Regions from separate parts of the Homo sapiens genome. Here regions 1, 3, 4 and 5 are each linked to region 2. A link is a contact called in ENCODE Hi-C or POLR2A ChIA-PET data. All regions are on one chromosome and are shown on one strand. The core of a region is the stretch at or near the end of the contact, and the rest is flanking DNA. Distances in the headings are between cores, read along the strand shown. Region 1 has its middle 41 kb from the start of LINC01814. Region 2 has its middle 48 kb from the start of LINC01871. Region 3 has its middle 110 kb from the start of LINC01814. Region 4 overlaps LINC00299 (long intergenic non-protein coding RNA 299). Region 5 has its middle 68 kb from the start of LINC01814.

The links. Hi-C counts contacts between places; a loop is a spot of excess contacts on that map. ChIA-PET counts read pairs that join two places held with the same protein, here RNA polymerase II (POLR2A). Pooled maps may share reads with other maps.
Region 1: a loop to region 2 is called in a map of GM12878, with 6 times the contacts of the local background. The contact joins two enhancer-like sites. A Hi-C loop is called at or near these places in 1 of 168 maps with a recorded cell type or tissue (GM12878) and 12 of 50 pooled maps. POLR2A ChIA-PET finds 5 or more read pairs at or near these places in 1 of 52 experiments (activated CD4-positive, alpha-beta memory T cell).
Region 3: a loop to region 2 is called in a pooled map, with 5 times the contacts of the local background. The contact joins two enhancer-like sites. A Hi-C loop is called at or near these places in 2 of 37 single-sample maps with no recorded cell type and 8 of 50 pooled maps.
Region 4: a map of GM12878 shows a loop between it and region 2 (7-fold over the local background). The contact joins two enhancer-like sites. A Hi-C loop is called at or near these places in 1 of 168 maps with a recorded cell type or tissue (GM12878), 10 of 37 single-sample maps with no recorded cell type and 10 of 50 pooled maps. POLR2A ChIA-PET finds 5 or more read pairs at or near these places in 1 of 52 experiments (HEK293).
Region 5: a pooled map shows a loop between it and region 2 (17-fold over the local background). The contact joins two enhancer-like sites. A Hi-C loop is called at or near these places in 3 of 37 single-sample maps with no recorded cell type and 9 of 50 pooled maps.

What each region holds. Positions count from the first base shown.
Region 1 is chr2:8,541,869-8,544,568 of GRCh38, forward strand. No RefSeq gene overlaps it. Among named protein-coding and RNA genes, the nearest start is that of LINC01814, 41 kb to the right of the region's middle. RefSeq lists enhancers at 1,526-1,575, 1,586-1,875, 1,850-2,356, 2,357-2,700, 2,526-2,585. Within about 2 kb of position 1,428, at least 27 of the 41 ENCODE cell types and tissues checked have a DNase peak (open chromatin) inside an H3K27ac peak, as active enhancers do.
Region 2 is chr2:7,772,329-7,775,028 of GRCh38, forward strand. No RefSeq gene overlaps it. Among named protein-coding and RNA genes, the nearest start is that of LINC01871, 48 kb to the left of the region's middle. RefSeq lists an enhancer at 1,374-1,423. Within about 2 kb of position 1,268, at least 4 of the 41 ENCODE cell types and tissues checked have a DNase peak (open chromatin) inside an H3K27ac peak, as active enhancers do.
Region 3 is chr2:8,476,298-8,478,997 of GRCh38, forward strand. No RefSeq gene overlaps it. Among named protein-coding and RNA genes, the nearest start is that of LINC01814, 110 kb to the right of the region's middle. Within about 2 kb of position 1,379, at least 12 of the 41 ENCODE cell types and tissues checked have a DNase peak (open chromatin) inside an H3K27ac peak, as active enhancers do.
Region 4 is chr2:8,300,706-8,303,405 of GRCh38, forward strand. All of the region lies in intron 2 of LINC00299 (long intergenic non-protein coding RNA 299), which reads right to left. Among named protein-coding and RNA genes, the nearest start is that of LINC00299, 26 kb to the right of the region's middle. RefSeq lists enhancers at 1-521, 1,627-1,686. Within about 2 kb of position 1,451, at least 17 of the 41 ENCODE cell types and tissues checked have a DNase peak (open chromatin) inside an H3K27ac peak, as active enhancers do.
Region 5 is chr2:8,514,612-8,517,311 of GRCh38, forward strand. No RefSeq gene overlaps it. Among named protein-coding and RNA genes, the nearest start is that of LINC01814, 68 kb to the right of the region's middle. RefSeq lists enhancers at 487-596, 797-846. Within about 2 kb of position 1,385, at least 14 of the 41 ENCODE cell types and tissues checked have a DNase peak (open chromatin) inside an H3K27ac peak, as active enhancers do.

The sequences.
Region 1 (2,700 bases), core at 178-2,677, 770 kb after region 2:
GGAGCCTCGTGCAAAACACCCCGGAGCAGGCCCCTATAGGATTGAGATCGCTCCCTGTGATCTGCTGCTTCCCTCTCCAGTGGTTTTTATCTTTGAACAGAGCAAATCCTGGCTCCACTCAGACCTGCTCCGTGAGAGCCGAATGCAGTCACTGCACCTGGTCGGGGCTGAGGAGCTTCTCAGCCATTCCAACAAGGCCTGGTCATCGAAAAGCCATGATTTTCTTGCATTCTGGGCCTTGTGACTTCTTGAGACGGGAAAAATGAAGCGCTGTTCCACGATTTTGTTCTCAATCTAAAGGACCATTGCTTTGGAAAGTGGTCAGATTCTGCTTTTGGTTGATTTTAGGATCCAAAACTATGGCGATGGGAAAAAGGAAATGCATTTTAGGATTTCAGGTATTGTCTAAAATTTGCACATGATTATATCCTGCAATCTTAATGGTTCATGCGTCTCATGCTCAACCAAGAGCCTCTGCTGGCCTAAATGATCAAAGCATTTCCAGGAATTATTCAAGAAAAAAAAATCTGCTCCCGTCACTCACCGGCTGAAACCCCCTCAGTGGCTCCCACTGCCCTCAGATGCAGTCACCCTCCTTACTGAGCTTAGTGAGGGCTGCACTAAGCACTTTGCATTATTCTCTCATTGAAGTATCACAACAATCACAAAAGGAACTATCATTAAACCCATTGCATGGATGAGAAAACTGATCCTTAGAGAGGTCAGGGACTGGTTCAAGCTGACTGTGCTGTACAGTGTCAGAGCAGGGATGACCCCAAACCCACCAAGGCCATTCTTAGCACCCGCAATCTCCATGACCATCTCCTAACTCTCTCCCTCCCCCTCATCTATTTCCTACCCATGGATGAAACTGTTTGTGTCTCACCTACTACTACAGTGAGCCCCTTCTGCTTACCTCCCTGGGCCCCAGGCTGGCCCCACTGGGTGCTCCTGGCAGCAAAGTCCATGTCTGATTAGGGAACTTCTTATTAGGAGGCTTCCTTGTTTGCTTTACCCACCTTCTCCAGACTGGGACCCCTGGAGACAGAGCCCTTAGCTCCCGAGGCCAGGTGGTCCCTTGCTGTGCCCAGCACAGATCCTGGTGCCTGGGAGGAAGGCAGTAAATCTGTGTGAAGTGGGTCATTTCATTCTGCATTGGAGGATCATTTTCATGCTCCATAACCCACGGCTATCAATAAAATTAATATTAGCTTCCAGTAAAGTCTAGAGAGGTGCTTCTCACACTAGAGTAGGCAACAGGGCCACCCGGAGAGTCAGGTAAAACTCGGAGGCGCTGGCTCCAGAGGCCCAGACAGGTGAGGCTGTGTGGCTGGTCCTGCCCCCGCCTCTGAGGGGCACTGCTCGGCAGCCAGCAGCCCACCCCTGAGTGCAACACTCAGCAACCAAAGGCACCTGGCTGGGCGATGACTGACAGTGAGGCAGCTCCAAAACTCCCTTCCACAGCATTTACAAAACAGACACAAAGTTTTCTATTTGGAGGAGTCATTTGCTGCAATGGGGGTTTTCCCTTCGTTTTTGGAAATGCCATGAAATAAAATGTTAAGTGTGACTCCAGTATCCTAATCTGAGGCACAGACAACTCACCGCAGTTACACCTCAGAGAAAACATGGGGCTCCCCGGGAGAGGGGCCTCACTCAGCCTGGAGTTATGTTCTGACTTCTCAAAACATGAAACCATTTATATTGGCTCTGGCACATTCAAAAAAAAAAAATTCCCTTATGTCACATGCACGCGCGCGTGCACAGAGATCAGCTTTCGGTTCACAATGAGTGTGCCCCTGGGTCTTTTCTGTGTCTCACTCATTGAAGCCTGGGGGACCAGGCCCTGGGGGACCGACGGGGTGCCTCCGTCTGTGCTCCTTGTCCCTGTTGGCCAGAGCTGGTGAATCACCCGGCCCCAGCAGCCTGCGTCCTTTCCCAATTACCGTAGCTGTCAGAGCTGACTAAAAAACCAGTAGCAGCTGGCAGGAAATGGGTAAGAAAACTGACCACAGATAAACTGTAGGACTCTACAGAGCAGTGGCAGATAGACTCGGGGACAGGAAGTGGAGCTGTTAAGACTCGGCCCTCGCCTGCTCCCGGGCACCTCAGGGCCATCGAAGGGCGCGTGCACCTGAGATGCTGCGGTGCTCGCGTCACGCAATGACCCCGCAGCAGGCACCAGCCACGGCCCCCGAAGGGAAAGAAGCAGTCAGGAGTGGCGGAGAAGCACCCCCAAAAGCCCAGGCCTTTGAGACTCCTGCAAAGGCAGTGGTTCTGCTAGTCCAGGGGTGATGGAATCGCAGCCGGCAGAGCCTGCGCTGTTGAGGTCAAATGACCTGCTGGCCGTGCATTGCCTCACCCGGCTCCCTGAAGCCAAAATGACCAGCTCTCAGGCAGGGAGAGGCCACCACACATTGAGAACAGTGCTGGTGTTGAGGTGGGGAGGCGCTTCTCTGTGGAGTTACAGGTCCAGCGTTTTCAATACTCCCACCGCGTTTCAGCCAATGCCAAGGGCGGGCCCTTCAGAATCCCTAGTGAGGAGAAAGTATCAGCCAGGTGGCATGCTGGATCCTTCCATGCATCATCCCACTCCTGTTCACATACCCTAGGAGGCAGCTAAGACTATCCCCATTTTACGGATGTGCAAAGGGAGGCTCAGGATTAAATAGGCCTGGCCCTGGGTTCCACCACCTATCC
Region 2 (2,700 bases), core at 18-2,517:
GAACTGGAACTGGCACAGCCAGGATTTGCACCTAAACCTGTTGGACTCCAAGGCCCATGTTCTCTCTACTTAGAGGATAACAGCCAAGACTTCTGATTTCCTACCAGTTTCAGAAAATATGGAGCTCCCACAGCATAGGAATTCTCTCCATAACAGAATGTTATGGCTAAAAGCATGACCCATCTAAAATTCAACTTCGAGTATTTATTTAACAAATAACTACAGTACTTCATTAACTACTATAGCAGATATTTAATAAACAACGTTGTAATATGTGCCATTCAAAGCACTTTACATATATTGAAGCTTTTTGTCTTCCTAAAAACGACATAAAGTAGGAACTATCATTTTTCCATTTTACTGATGACAATACTGAGGCTCAGAGACATCCAATAGATTACCTAGAATTACATGGCTGGTAGGTGGAAGAACTGGTATTCAAATCCAGGCAGCCTGGCTCTACACTCTTGGCTTTTAATCGCTAAGCCATACTCCCCTCTCTAGTTTTGTAGAAATCTTAATAGAATGGAGTATGCATGTCTTTGCCTTCTCAAATTGAGAATAGTGAACCTAGTTGAGCCTTCTGCTTATAATTCAAGGTGACCCACATGAATTTGGAACATTACATCCACTACAGCATGCCTAATACTACCCTCAGACATTTTAGATTGCAAGAGTAAATTTCCCCCAAGACTGGCCCCAGATTGCTGTTCTTATGAAGTTCTTTCCAATTTTTAAAGCTCTTCTATTTATTTCTTCTGCTATCTTCCCTCAGCGACTATGGCTATCTATATATATTATTCATGACCTTGCTTTAAAAGGAATTATCTGGTTCTGTGTCTCTGCAAGATTATCTTGCCTTCTAACACAGCAAAACACATCAGCTTTATGACAGCAATACTTTCTCAAAATTTTTTTCTAGACCCAGTGGCATGTCCCAGCTTGATGTGGCTCCATAAGTGTGTGATATTGTTTAAGATTCTGCTCAAATGGACTCCCTGATTCTGAACCTTGGGAAGGAAGGGTATCAGCAGCATCGGAAGGGAGGCTCTCTGGAGTTTTTCTATGGAGGAAGTCGCCACACACACAAATGCCGCATTGTCAACTCTCTAGAACACAGTCATCTCACAACTGTGGAATGTCCCTCCTTGCCAAACCCTCAGGACGACAGCAGTTGAAACTTTCATATACGGAGGAGTGGAGGCTCCTACGGAAGAAAAGAGGAAGAGCCAGTGCTTGATGCAGGCTTTTGACACTTCAAGTTGGGCAATGTTTTTGGTTTCAGCAAAGTTGCTAAAAACCACAATTCCCAAGGTTGGCCTGAACTTTGATTCAGAGCTTGAATTGCTAAGAAAGGTGGGGCTGGCCACAGGTTTCACTTGGCAGCAGCTCGCTTCTTCCCTGTGGGCGGCTACCCCTGCTGTCCTTTTCCATGCGGAGTTCCTGGCCATGGGTCCATGGTCAGTAGGTGCTTCTCTCTTACACCCTGGGTCACAGCACAGCAGTGGCTCTCAAGGCGGGCCCCCCTGGCCAGCCACAGCAGCATCACCTAGAATCTGTTAGAAATGCAAATTCCCTACTGAATCAGAAACTCTGGTGCTGGGGCCCAGCAAGCTGTGTTTTAACAAGTGCCAAAGGTGATCTGAAGCACCTGCAAGTCTGAGAACCATGACAATAGAAGAAAAGGAAATGCAGACAAATGAGAAGAAAAAAGTGAATTTAGAAATAAAGGGAAGATTCAAGCCCAGTGAGTGACCCCTGTCATCAGAGGGGTGTGGCAGGTGGCCCTACAAGAGCTTCACAGCGCAAGTCAACTTCCCATGAGCCCAGACAGGTCTACAGATGTGGCTCTCCAGACTCTATGTTGAGAGGAATGTTGAGGCCATACCTCAGAAGGAAATCACACAGAGACAAATAAGCAAGGCTGTGTGGGCCAGGAGGAGCAGGGGACAACCTGCCAATTTGCCCCTAAGGGCGAGAAATTGAAACTGGGGTTAGAGAGTTAGACAAGCACCTTGGATAGAGCCCTATAGTGTTTTTTGTTTTTGTTTGTTTGTTTGTTTGTTTTTTTACTGAGCAGGTCTTACTATGGTAACACCTGGTCATAAAATTCTAAAATCATTTGTTTAGAAAAGGATATGGCAATTCACTGAGCCCAGTTCCCCAGCCATGGTCTCCAGCACACTTCCACTAAGAAGCCCCTAGCAATGGAAGGTCAGCTGTCTCTAAAAGCTGTGCATTCTATCTTTGGAGAAATGTGGACCTGAAACGTTTCTGCAGACATCCTGGCCCTCCCTGAAAGTTTTACCCTATGAGGGACTCAACAGAGGTGATTTGACATTAGGACACTCTGATGCACACATGCACACAGTAGTTCTCAGAAATGTGACTTTCTTTCTTTCTTTCTTTATGACAGTCCTTCCTCTAGGGTGCTGGGCATGCCTTCGTTTCTCTATTCTGTGAGTACTTGTGCTCATGGGGCCTGCGCTGGGTGCTGAAGAGACATTGCTCAGGTGAGCAAAACAATCAGGGGCCTGCCTTCTGGAAATTGAATCTAATAGGAGCATCAGATATTAAACAGCTAGAAAAATACATATTAAATTTTCAGTGTGACAAGTATATAAAATAAAAAATTCCACAAGAAATCTTATCAAGTTCCTTTCCATGAAAAGAACGAACTTGAATTGTTATTGTCTGTCT
Region 3 (2,700 bases), core at 129-2,628, 700 kb after region 2:
ATGAGAAGCAAGACTCGAAATCTACCACAAGAAAACACCAACAACAAACGGAATTAATAACTCTGAACACCAAAGAATGTACCTGCTCTTTCATTCAACCAGCTTTTATTAAACTATTACCTACCAGACACTGTGGGAGTTACTGGGATGTTGGGGTGTATAATTCTGGATCTGTGCCCTGGAGGAGCTTGTATGGGAAAGACAGACACTAAACAAACAGTTGCGACACCGTGGACTAGCCCTGTGCCAACAGCAGGAATGAGGTGATATGGGAGCCAATTCACCCACTTGGAGGCTCAAGAACAGGGGGATTTTGCCAGATGCAGCAGGGTGATGATAGGATTAGACAGGATGATAATGGAAGTCCAGAAATGTGAGTTACAGCCTGTAATCCCAGCACTTTGGGAGGCCGAGGCGGGTGGATCATGAGGTCAGGAGATCGAGACCATCCTGGCTAACAAGGTGAAACCCCGTCTCTACTAAAAATACAAAAAATTAGCCGGGCGCGGTGGCGGGCGCCTGTAGTCCCAGCTACTCGGGAGGCTGAGGCAGGAGAATGGCGTGAACCCGGGAAGCGGAGCTTGCAGTGAGCCGAGATTGCGCCACTGCAGTCCGCAGTCCGGCCTGGGCAACAGAGCGAGACTCCGTCTCAAAAAAAAAAAAAAAAAAAAAAAAGAAATGTGAGTTACAGCCACACCTTAAGGCACACCTCTCACTTCCTTAGTGCCCTATGAGAATGCCTGGCCCCTACGGCTGCAGAGCAGTACAAAGGTTAACGAGATGTGGGAAACCACTCAGAATTTTTATGCTAAAGTCATTACATTTGAGAGCGATTTCATATTGGCTGGACTTTGGTCTCAGTCAATATGATTTCATCTGGCACCATTTATGTTACCAACTTAAACTGGCTGCTATTTCCCCAAAAAAGTATTTCCCTAAAAATCTTCACATATATGTCTGCCTTTTCATCAATTAAGGAGTATTTACTGCACACCTCCATGTGTTCATATCCTATTTGACATCTATAAATGAATCTTAAAAAGTGCAACTAAGCAAGCGTGTATCAGTGGCATCCATCTTCTGGTTTTCCTTTTCATTTTGATTGGTTTGCTATTCAATATGTACGTGCAATTTTTTTCTTCAAGAAAGGATTCAGCCTATCACACTTGTCTGTGTTTTTGGTTTCTGTGGAAAGAGCCTAACATGCAGTGGACACCAGGATAATGGCATTTGGCAACAGAGGTCAATGCTACCTGTGGGGACTGGGGTTTCACTATCCCCAGGAAATGGACCTACATGTTAACAAGGAAAGTTTGCCATTTACCGGGCTTCTGATGGTAACAGATTTGAGAGAACTAGCTGGTGAGTGGCACCAACAAGAAGTCAGCGATCCATCCGGGGTGGCCCAGGCTCAGCCACACAAGAGAAACTGCACTGTCCTCTGCACCCACGTCTGACATTGGTCCTCCCGTGAAGCTTCATGGGGGTGAGGACCAATGCTCCAGGGAACTCCTCCAACACACAGGATCGGGCCCTCCCCCTCCTCATCTGAGTTATATCTGGGCTCTCTTTTTCTTTAAGGGGACAAAGGAGAAAGAATGCCAAGCTTACTGGTGCATTAAATGATTGAGAAATGTTTGCCATTTAAAGCTGTTTCACTTCCTGCCTGATACCACAAAGAAGCTTTTTAATGAAGTTAGCCTTTGCCTTTCTCAATGCCACTATGCGCCTGGCTTGTTTTGCCCACTTTCTGTTTTCAAAGCTAGGTATGATCAGGAAACACGTGGTTTCTATTGTTTCAAACAAGTAAATTTCAATTCAGTCAATTTAGGGGAAAAAGTCAGGGGGCGTCCAAAGGACAGGGTAGAGGGGCGGAGCATACGAGGATGGCCGAGGGGGCACAGACAGCAGGCAGCGGGGTCCAGGTCTTCACCCTGCTCTGAAGGGGCCTGGCTGCCCTAAGTCAGCCCAGGCTCCCACGGGAAGCTGAGCCCTCAGGCTTGGGGGGTACTATGGGCTCCCAGAGTAGGGCCCCCCTCATTCCACACGTGCCCTTGCTGACTAAACCCTAAGCCCCAGGGTTGGCACATGACTTTCCACAGCTACAGCCAAAAAGACAAACACCACAAATTGCTTCGTGACCCCTTGTCAAGAGTGCTCCCAAAATGAGAAAATCTATACCACAAGAGTCCTACCACTGGGACACAGCCAACTTCAGGACCAGCACGAAAGCCCTGGCCAAACCATCCTGCTGCTACTAAAGTATGAGTTGTCCATATGACTGACAGAATCTCTGGTTTAAAGTAACTGTGGCTACTGCTTCTTCAGTGCTTATGGGCATGTCGGGTACTTAGCACTTGGTGTACGCCTATTCATTTAATCTTCCCAGCATCTTGCAAGACAGGTGTCGCTATCTCTTTTTACAGATGAGGAAACAGAGACAGAAAGAAGCTAAGGAATTCCAAGGTATCTGGGTCAGCTGCTGATGCAGCCCTACCCAAGGTGTGAGAATGTAAGTCCATGCTCTGTATTACCAAGTACAGTGTTCCAGGGTTTTCTGTTCTGCCCCCACCTCCACCCCCAGCCAATACCTATGTTTGAAAAAGGCCCGTTTCTAGCAGCGTGTTCATATTTATTCATTAAGTACTTATGAAGGGTCCACTGTTGGTCAGGTCCTGGAGATAAAGAGATGAATATCAT
Region 4 (2,700 bases), core at 201-2,700, 530 kb after region 2:
CGTCTTTCCCCAGTGTGCATTTGCCTAAATAAATGTCCTAGATACCTTTAGGAGAGAAGTGGGGGAATTATTGCTGAATGCACCTGCTGTAATATGGTACCATCCTTCCTGGGAAGAGCTCTGCTCCTCCTTCAGTCAACAGATTCTGGGGCTGAGAATTAGCTCCATTCAAGAAACTAGGCAAAAGATCCTGACTTTTGTACCTCCTGGTAATCCACACGTGCTTTCTTGTAGAAATTAAGCATTGCCCTTGTTGGGTGCCCATCTATCTCCTTCCTAAAACAATGAGCCTATTGAGAGCTCTCTGCAGGGCAGGAACCCCCTGGGTGCCCCACTGATCTTGCCTCTCATTGTGATCATGGCCTCTGCCTTGCATCCAATGGTGAGCATACCACCTGGCCTTTGTAATCCCAGGATCCTGTCATCCCCGTTGCTACCAGGAGCCAGTTCTGTGATTTCATCATCTGTCATCAGCTCTGGCACATAGAGCACAGCCATTCCTGAGCTCAGTGACTTTGGGGCCACTCTCACCAGTGCATTCCTTTGTACATGGGAAGTCCTCCAGGCCATCTCGTGAAGATAGTCAGCACCATGGATGCTAGCATGTCCACTCCAGCATGGCCACTTCTCTGAGCCATTTGGTCCCTCTCTCCACCATCTGCCTGAGTGTGGGTCACTGCTTTCTCTAGGCTTTTAAGCAACATCTGAGTTGAGTCTTAGCATTCTCTCCAGGGATCTTGACCAAGATGCTTAATCCTGTACCACCTAGATTGCTCCCTCTCAATAAACTCAACCTTATTCGATTTTATATCTACACTCTTTGATCCAATCCCATGAATATATTCCCAGGTCCTCTGCAACATATTAGCTCGACCCCACAGCTCCTTCACCTGATATCCCCTTTTGGCCAAGCCAGCCCAGCTCATCCCCAGTCGGGCTGTGCTGAGATTTGGTTCTTGTTATTCTTTGGTTTTGCCAACAGGAAAGATGAGGGTAGATCCTGATGGGTCAAGCATTGTCTTGTATGATACCTACCTCATTTGAGACCTCTGTATGATCTTCAGAAAAGGAAAGTCTTGCTTTTTTTTTTTTTTTTTTTTGACCGAGTCTCGCTCTGTTGCCCAGGCTGGAGTGCAATGGTGCAATCTGGGCTCACTGCAAGCTCCGCCTCCCAGGTTCAAGCAGTCTACAATCTTCTACATGACATGAGAAATAGGCCATTTCTGCAGGCCCAGGGGACTCAGGGGCATGTAAGTGTTCAGGGTTCCCAACTGTCCAGGGCTCCCACCCTAAGTGTAAGGGTCTCACCTCTTTCCCATTAGAGCCCTGTGTCTGAAGGACTGAGAACTTAACCTACTCAGGGTTCAGACTGGTCCTCCAGCCAACCTGCCTTCCAGCTGCAGATCATCGGGGTTTTCTTAAATGCTGCCAAGGAAGTGCTCTGGCTTTCACAGTTTGCCTGAAACCAGTGATGAGTCATCCTGCGCCTCTGCCTCTCTCTCTTCAACACTCAGTAGCCTCAGCCTCAGCCACCCAAGCCCACAGGCCTTCTGGTTATCATTTCATCAGCCGGCCACCTGCTTCCTCTCCAATTTTTCATTAGGGCCTGCAACTCACAACCACGTCCAGTGTCAGCTGCCTGAAAGTCTTCCTAGAAACAGAGTCTGAGATGGAAATTGCATGCAGAGTGCTGATCAGAGGGTGTTCTCGGGAGATTCTCCTGTAAAGAAGTGAGAAAGGCAGGATGCTGCAGAAGCTGAAGCTGGCTGCAACGAGGCTACACTTGGAGCCACCCCCAGCCAATCCTAAGTGGCGCTCTCGAGCTGGGACGGCCCATCAGAGTTGTCCCAAGTTGAGGCAAGAGGGCCGAGCCTTTGCGTTCCTTCCTCGGTCAGTTTCAGAACCTGGGGGATATGACCTGAAAAGAGGCCATTCCCTGCAGCAGGAGGGGGCATCCAGTGCGGGCTCTGCCATGGCCATCATCAACTGTCACTGCAGCTAGCGGGGAGACCTGGGCAGAGCACCCCAATGGTCACTGCAGCCGAAAGAGGACTGCTTGTCTTTCTGCTCTCACACCCCTTACCTAGGGAAGAGCAGAGAAAGGGTTGCTTGAATGGGAGGAATAGCAAAGAGAACAAAGAAATCCCAATGAGGGGAAACCTCTCAGCGCACCAGCCTCACTGTGTGCTGAGAGGCACCCACTGCCTTCCCTGCACTCCTTAGATCTTGTTCATGGGTGGTTGTTTGTTGTTGTTGTTGTTGTTGTTGTTGTTGCTGTTTTTAATGTAAGAAACAGAATCTTGCTGTGTTGACCAGGCTGGTCTCAAACTCCTGGCCTCAAGCGATCCTCCCCCCTCAGCCTCCCAAAGCACTGTGATTACAGGCGTGAGCCACTGCATCCAGTCTCATTCATCTTTTTGTACCATATTCTCTGTCCCACCACTCAGAAATATCTCAGGTGCTGTACTAGTGCCTTACACATCCTGGACCCTCAGTGCTGTCTCAAACTCCTGGCCTCAAGCAATACTCCCCACTCAGCCTCCCAAAGCACTGTGATTACAGGCGTGAGCCACTGCATCCAGCCTCATTCATCTTTTTGTACCACATTCTCTGCCCCACCACTCAAAAATATCTCAGGTGCTGTGCTAGTGCCTTACACATCCTGGACCCTCAATGCATAGCATGGTAGCACCAAAAGGT
Region 5 (2,700 bases), core at 135-2,634, 740 kb after region 2:
CCTCTAGCTTTCAACCATGGATAATGAGACCTGCAGATAAGCCATTTCCAAACTCCCCTAGTAGAGCCAGGCACCCCATCCCCATCCCACAATTCTCACTGCCTGGTCCTCATTTCTGTGCTCACCTCCTTCCCTTCATGGAGGCTCTCAGGCAGAGCTGTGTGACCTCCCTTTCCCTCTCCATCTGTCTGTGCAGAGCTAGCACGGGAGGGCTTGGCAAATGTTTATTTACTGAGCAGGAGTTACCAACTTTTCTCCCAGCTGATGATTTAAGTACAAGTTTCAGTATGATTCCTCCAGTAGCCGACCAAAGGCGGATTTTAAACTAAGAAACACACCTGTATTTAGCACACCAGGGGATTCACCAGTTCCCCTGGGGCTGGTCTTGGCACAGTTTCATCCAGAAAAAAACCACCAGAGGAACCTTCAGCACATTAAACACCCATAGGCAATATGCACTGTGTGGGGGGTCAGGTGCTCATTGTCTCATTTCTTCCTCTGCCCATGAGGTAGGGTGTGTGAGCCCCATTTTACAGATGAGCAAACTGTTGGTAGGCAAGTCTACTTTGCTAAAGGTCATGTCGCTGCCGCATGTTTATCTGCATTTGAGACTAGAAAAGCAATTGATGTCTGTTCTAGGAATTAGGGACACTGGTGCTGAGAACACTTAAAAATAGCCCCGTGCATTTTCCCATTCTTGAAACAGGTTTACTAATCAGGAACGCAGCTGAAAAAATCCAGCAAAATGACTCAGTTCCAAGTAAAATGTCATTTCTCCCCCATCACTTTGGGACAACCCCAGCAAAGCCAGCACAGCATAGAAACAGAAAGAGAGACAGCAGAGAGGCCAAGAGGCAGAGAGGAGAAAAGGGGAAGAGGCCACATGGGTGGCTGCAGGGCCTCTCACAGTGCCCTGCAGCCTCAGTCAATTCCGGGGGTGCTCACAAGGCTAAAACGCTGGCTGTAAAATCAAGGGCAAGCTGGAGGGCTGGTTTCCTGTCTTCTAAATATACTCCTGTTCCGATGGTATCTCGTCCCCTGCGTCACGAAGGAGGGCTGCCCTTGACACTGTGAATGTCTCAGGAACACCTCAACCCAAAGGAAGCTGGGGTGTAGAAAGCTCGAGGTTCCTAATACCTTCAGGAACAGCACACTCAGGTCCTGCTCAGGCACTGGGCATGGCTGCCTCCTGCTCCTCTTTATCCACCCTCCTCCCCCTCCTCCCCCTCCTCCCTCTCCTTCCTCCCTTCCTCTTCCCTATCTTCCTCCTCCTCAAGGTCTTCCTCCTTCTCCCCCTCCTCTTCCTCCTGCTCCTCCCTTTCCCCTCCTCCTCCTCCTCCCCTTCCCCTCCTCCACCTCCCCACACAGAGCACCTCAAGCCCTCCAGGTGGGCAGTAACTGTCCAGCAGAGCTGCTGTCTGTGAATGTTATCAGAGGAAACACTTCAGAACTGAGAAGCAAACAGAAACCATTCTACACCTGCTGTCGCTCCACTTCCTCTGGGCCCCAACCTCCAGCCAGGTGTCCTCATGGGAAGAAAGGGCCCATTCAGGACTGCGGCTAGTGGTTCCCAGTTGAGTTCCTCCAACATGGCAGGAAGAAAGGAAGACACAGTAGGAGGCAGCAGAGCCTTGTGGTGAAGCCTAGGGCTCAGAGTGGAGCCCACCTACTGCCCATGCTGCATGTCCTGGCTCTGTGACCTTCGGGCAGGCTGTGGTTTATCATTACTTGTAATTTGTAACATTGAGTTACAAATACTGTGACTAGTTCAGAGGATTTATGAGGATGAAATGAGTTATCTGCTTAAACCACATAACATAGTGCATGGCCCTACACTTTGGGAGCTGGCGTGCCTGCCCTGAGCCCCACGCATTCACACTGTGTCATTTTTACAGCTGTGCCACCTGCCTCCTCACCTTCACCCTCCACCCCTCACACACCCTTCCAGGGTACCCCGATCCCGCAGGCTGCTTCCCATCTCTCCCTGAAATGCAGCCCGTCCTTTGGAGAGCCTTCCAGGACCTTTTCCCACTCTTGTGCACGCTTGACCATCATCAATTTAGTGATCTTTTCCCTAATAGATTTCACGTTCTCTCAGGCCCAGAGCCATGTCTAAGTAACAGTGACTAGTGGCTATGTGAATCTATTAATTCTCACACCTAAAATAGAACTCCACACAAAGGAGGTGCTCAATAAATGCTCATTGAGCAATCAACAATAACGACCAAGGCTCAGAGAGGTGAAGTAACCTGCTCTGTGTCACAGAGCTTGGAAGTGGCACATCTGGAATTCCAAGGCCAGTCACACCAAGGCAGGTCCAAGTCCTACTGCCCCTCAGCATCCTCCTCCCGTAGACGGTGATGCACCTGGGGGAGCAGAAGCAGTAGTTCCCAAGTCTACAGTGGAGCAAGAGGCTCAGAAATGGAGATCTCGGAGCTGCCCGCGTACAGCCTGGAGTAAAGGACACGCCATGCTGCCATTAAGCACCATTTCAGCCCCTCGTTGCCTGCACAGGTCCAACACGGAGCAGCTTGGCTGGGAGGCAGAACGGCAAGTAAAGCCTCCCTCCAAACAAGCCACCCCGCAAAAGGCTTGAAGGAGCACCCGTATTCAGAGACCACCCACTTTAATACAGATAATACTCTAGTAGCTTATATTTATTGATTTCCACACCTGCTAGGGACTGTTCCCAGCATGTGT